Regions from separate parts of the Homo sapiens genome. Here region 2 is linked to region 1. Evidence: chromatin loops called from intact Hi-C (ENCODE). Cell type or tissue: B cell. All regions are shown on one strand. Region 1 overlaps LOC124902436 (talanin). Region 2 has its middle 62 kb from the start of ADO.

The links. Hi-C counts contacts between places; a loop is a spot of excess contacts. Peaks named below come from ENCODE experiments on the same cell type or tissue, not always from the same donor. Only the 100,000 strongest peaks of a DNase experiment are listed, where the experiment ranks them.
Region 2: it touches region 1 in a loop (6-fold over the local background); 3 of 110 quality-filtered maps call a loop at or near these places.

Annotation. Positions count from the first base shown.
Region 1 is chr10:62,651,947-62,654,446 of GRCh38, reverse strand. All of the region lies in intron 1 of LOC124902436 (talanin), which reads right to left. All of the region lies in intron 1 of LOC105378327 (a long non-coding RNA gene), which reads left to right. Among named protein-coding and RNA genes, the nearest start is that of ADO, 150 kb to the left of the region's middle. RefSeq lists enhancers at 987-1,236, 1,787-1,836 and a silencer at 1,537-1,586. In B cell, no CTCF peak of the experiment used is centred here; a DNase peak (open chromatin) is centred at 1,006.
Region 2 is chr10:62,741,733-62,744,232 of GRCh38, reverse strand. No RefSeq gene overlaps it. Among named protein-coding and RNA genes, the nearest start is that of ADO, 62 kb to the left of the region's middle. In B cell, no CTCF peak of the experiment used is centred here; a DNase peak (open chromatin) is centred at 1,332.

The DNA of each region.
Region 1 (2,500 bases):
AAGAGTTAGTTAACTTCCTTTCTAAGCTTCATTTCTGCAACCATAAATTTAGAATGAGAATTCCTATTCTCCTTGTGAGCTGTGCTTTTTCAACAGGATTACAAAAGGGCACACCCAGCACAGTACTCATACGGACTCAGTAAGAACTGGCTTAATGACTGTGCGTTCAGTGAAAGAATTACCAATAACAGTGGCAAGCGTTTGTAGAGTATTTCTATGAGCCAGGCACTGTTCTAAGCATGTATGTTTATTAACCCATTTAATCTTTACAACATCCTGAAATGTATGTGCTATTATCATCATCATCCTAGCTTTAAAAATAAAGAAACTGCAGGGGTAACTTTCTCAAGGCCACATGACTAATAAATCACAGAGCCTGGATTTGAACTCAAGCCCAACTATCTCCAACATCCATATCTTACCCACTTCAGCATACTGCTTCCCTATAGCAAGAAGATGTAATTTACATAACAGAGGCACAGGAAATTCCATTTAAGTCATGAAACCTCCTATTTACAAATTTGAGTTTTTAAACTTGTAAGATGTCTTCTGGGATCAAATGTGATGATAATTCAATTTCTAAATCAACTGGAACAGATGGAGGCCAAATTGTATTTAACTCCAAGCCATGCAATATCTTTGGCCATGAAATGCTACCATTGTGGAGATGTTTGTAAATTATGTTTTATTTAGACACACTCTGTATGAACATATATAAGACACAGTTTTAAATAGACAGCAGTGTCATTTAGTTTCCAAAGCTGAGTGGAAATAAAAACCAGGGCCATGTAGACACACCCTAAACCTAGCACCTGCTTTTGAGGCTGCTTCAAATAATATCATCCTGATTTTTCTTGTGAATTGGCTTCGATCACTTGTGATTCCTGTGCATCTAGCATGTCTCATAACCGGCAGTCATTCATAGCCTATTTTAAGTGTGAGCATTCAAATGCTAGGTTTCGTTCATGAGCGACAACTCAGGCCATCTTCTCTGTTCACGGTGCTGGCTCTACAAGTCACTGCACACTCAACAGGGAGGTGCATGCACACAAACTTTCCAAATCGTCTTTAAAGGTTTTCAGTTCCCTTTTTTCTTTTTTTGGTTTCTATTGCCTTCCCAGTAATGGCTAAGACATTGCCAGTTTGTCTTGCTTCTTGTGATTTCTCCAGATGGCCTTATGGCCCAGGAGATCAGTTGGGACCAGGTGTTAATATCCCACTGATTTTAATCTGGCTTTTATTTTTTGTTGCAAGAAACAGAAATCTATTCAAGCCAACTCAAGACAAAGGGATTTCACATATTGCATTACATTACATTATTTTTAAATGGTAAATCCAAGAGCAGGAGCCATATCAGACCCTGGCCTTAAGGAATCCAGAACTCGAAGATGCTTCTAGATTCAAGGAAGCTCCCAGGTCTTCCACAGTAGGAGTTCATGGATGTTTGATTTCTATGTTTAAGCAACAAATGCCATGTCTTCTTCTGCTCCCTGTACTAACTGATGGTTATTTGTTTGTTTCAAGTTCAGGGCCCTAGGAGAGAATCTGATTGGTCCAGTCCATCTTTCAAAGTAGTCTGCACCTCTCTCTTCAGCATATGGGTTGTCTGCCATTGGCTCAGGTGCCCTGCCAGGGCCAATCATCTATGGATAGAGGAAGTGGGGCACTGGGTACTGAGTATGGCTTCCTGGGCCTGTCCCTTCAGCAGAAAGTGTGGGCAGGATGGGTACCCTCAGAAGAGGCTGTAGGTGGGTTGGCACAGTATTGACCTTTCCACAATACCATTGTGCAAGACACTGATGTCATATAGCCAAGACATGTAGTGGTGTATCAAGGTAAGATGATATTGTATTGACAAAGATACAAATGCAACTCAGAAAGACATCTACAAAGCCACATGCATGTATCTTTGCAATTGGCATGCTTAAAACATGAAACAAATACCATTATTCCTTTGTGATATGTTTTATCTAAAAATATTTATTCTTTTGCCCAAGTTCAGCTGTCAAACTCCATGGCTTTCTCAGGCAGGGCCTCCCAGTTTTGGTGAGCAAACTGCATTCAGCACAATTTCAGCCTGTGCCGTTCACAGAGATTACAATGGGATGACTAAACTGTAGCCACATTAACCTTTGCAGTTGCCAGCCAGTTATTGAGGTTTTGTTGTGATCGAGCTAGTGAAAACCTATTGGATTTGTTATCACCATTGACTCAGTGTCTATAATGCTTTGGGCTACAGCTTTAAACATAGGCTGAATGAATACCCACATAACTTCAGAGGTCCCATATGTCAAATATATTATGCACATGTTGTTGGTGATCTCTCCTTTGAAGACTGGCCCACTTCCACCTGGGGTCCCTGTAGAACAATGGCTCTATGATGGGACATTTTGACTGAGGTAGGAATGTTAAGGAGCATGAGTTGCGATCCAGGACTGGATGCCTTGCTGCAATGTGTGTGAAGGTTGTGGTGGGGGCGGGGGAGAGGAGCTGCTGATAT
Region 2 (2,500 bases), 90 kb before region 1:
CTGTTCCTCCTTCAATCACAATAGTAATCATAAAGAGCACTCCTATATTTTATAATTTGCAAAGTCCTTTTATATTTCAAGTTGTTTGAAGTTGATGGAATATGTGGCAAGTGGGACAAGACATTATCTTCATTCTACAGATGAAAGAACTGAGGTTCAAAGAAGTCAATGTGTTTGTGTTTACCTGCCTCAAAAGAGGCAGGACCAAGCCCTGAATTCTAGCATTCCCCTTGTGCTCCACGTTGCTTCCTTTTTATTTTATTTTTTTGGTACAGAGTGTTACTCTATCACCCAAGCTGGAGTGCAGTAGTGATGTCAGCTCACTGCAACCTCCGCCTTCTGGGTTCAAGCTATTCTCATGCCTCAGCCTCCCTGGTAGCTGGGACTACATGTGCATGCCACCATGCCTGGCTAATTTTTGTATTTTTAGTAGAGATGAGGTTTCACCATGTTGGTCAGGCTGGTCTCGAACTCCTGGCCTCAAGTGATTCACCCACTTCGGCCTCCCAAAGTCCTGGGATTACAGGCATGAGCCACTGCGCCTGGCCCCAAGTTGCTTCTCTTAAGCCACTTACTCAAGCATCTGAGAGAGAATGAGGCTCTAAGGAGAATGTGTCTCTTACTTTCTTTGACCTTGGTTGAACCAAAATGCTCTGTAAATACACTTGAGATTGTCTGTGAAAGATTCATCAGCCAAGAAATAAAAGTGGCACATTCGAAGTGATTAAAAATGAGGTTCAACTGTACTGTAACTTGCTGGGTAGACACCAGTACTCTGGCACCTTTGTAATTGACTGTAATTATCTCTAATCATTATTCTGTTCTGGTGGATGCTTTCTACTTCTAACAAAACCTGATCTTTTCCCCTTGTGTCACCTGGAGGGCCCTTTTTCTAATCCCCCTAGGCTTGTCATTTAAGGTTGATTGCCATGTCTCACCAGCAAAAGAGCCATGTTATTAAAACATGCACCTTCTTTTTTTCTATACTTGAGTTTTCTGTGTCACTGTTTACCTGGAAGTTTTATTTTCATAAGTTTTAAGGGTTTTGTTTCAGTTTTAAAAGTTTCTTCATATCATCTCATCAAAACAACGATTGGTAAGCCCTGTAGTTTTGTGTTGGTTTCTGGCTCTGCAATATACCTGGTATTTGTTAGCACCATAATCCCACAGGAGAAAGGGATGAAGTCAATAACTGGAAAAAGTGGGATTTGCGGACAGTAGTCTGAGATGGAGTGGGAAGCGGTGCAGGAAGAGAGGAGAGGGGCCAGAGAGGGACAGAAACAGCTTTTGTGGAAAAATGCTCCCTTGGGGCTCAGTCGGGCATCAGGACTTCACTATTGAGAGAAACTTCCCCTTTTTGGCAAACTTCATGAAAGTGAATTGTGTGTGAAGGAAAAATGACCTCACCCATTACTTTGCTTTCCATGAAGTAAAAAGCAGTGGTGGAAATTTTCTCAGAAAATCAATTTGATTCCTCTATTTCTCTTGCTGTATGATTTTTAATGTTACTCAACATTTGGACCGTCACTGCTAAGTATGTCTCTCTTTTCCTCATTTGTATTTCCCAATCACTTTATTTAGCAGCTTGCTAAATATAATGCCCCCTCACTCCCAGTCTTTTTTTAAACAGATGAAGGATGAGGCAGGAAGTAGTGACATAATTTCCCTGGATTCGCATAGTAAGTTAACGACAGAGGCCAGGGCTGGATAAGAACTCAGATCTGCTCTTTTTGTAACTCTGTTCTAGGTCACCAATTGTAGGAGATGGACCACCCTTCCAAGTTGGAGAGTTTATCAGACATTAGCAACCCAGTCCTAAAGAAGAGGGGTAAACAGACCACAGCCCACAGCCCAGGCCCAAACCCAACCTGCTGCCTGTTTTTCTATTGCCCGTGAGCTAAGAATGGTTTTTGCATTTCTGTAGGCTTTTTGGAAGTCAAAAGAAAAATAATATTTCATAACACAAGAAAATTATGTAAAATCATAATTCAGGGTTTATAAATGCAATTGTATTGGAACACAGCCACACTCATTCGTTTACATTTTTTCGATGGCGGCTTTCATCACACTGCAATGGACGAGTCGAGTGGTTGCAACAGAAACTCACAAACCCTAAAATAGTTTACAATTTATAAATTATATGGTCTGCAAAGCCTAAAATATTTACTATTGGGCCCTTTACAGTAAAAGCTTTCTGATCGCTGATATAGAAGATTCTGAGGGCTGAGACACAGAATGCATAAGCATTAGATGGTTTGGGTCATGGTTTGGATCATGTCTGGGGGCCAGTGTTTGTTAGCAATATGGAGGCAGAAGAGGGAGGGCAATGGATGATGCTAGAGCAAGATTCTGATTTTTCTCAGGGTAGGCCCTGTGTGAATCCTTAAGTACATAAAAGGACTCCTCACTCTTTTAAAAAAATTGTTTATGAGCATTTCAGTATGGGAAATAAAAATGAGACTTAAAGAAATTAAGTGATTGTCTGAATGTCAAACAGCTG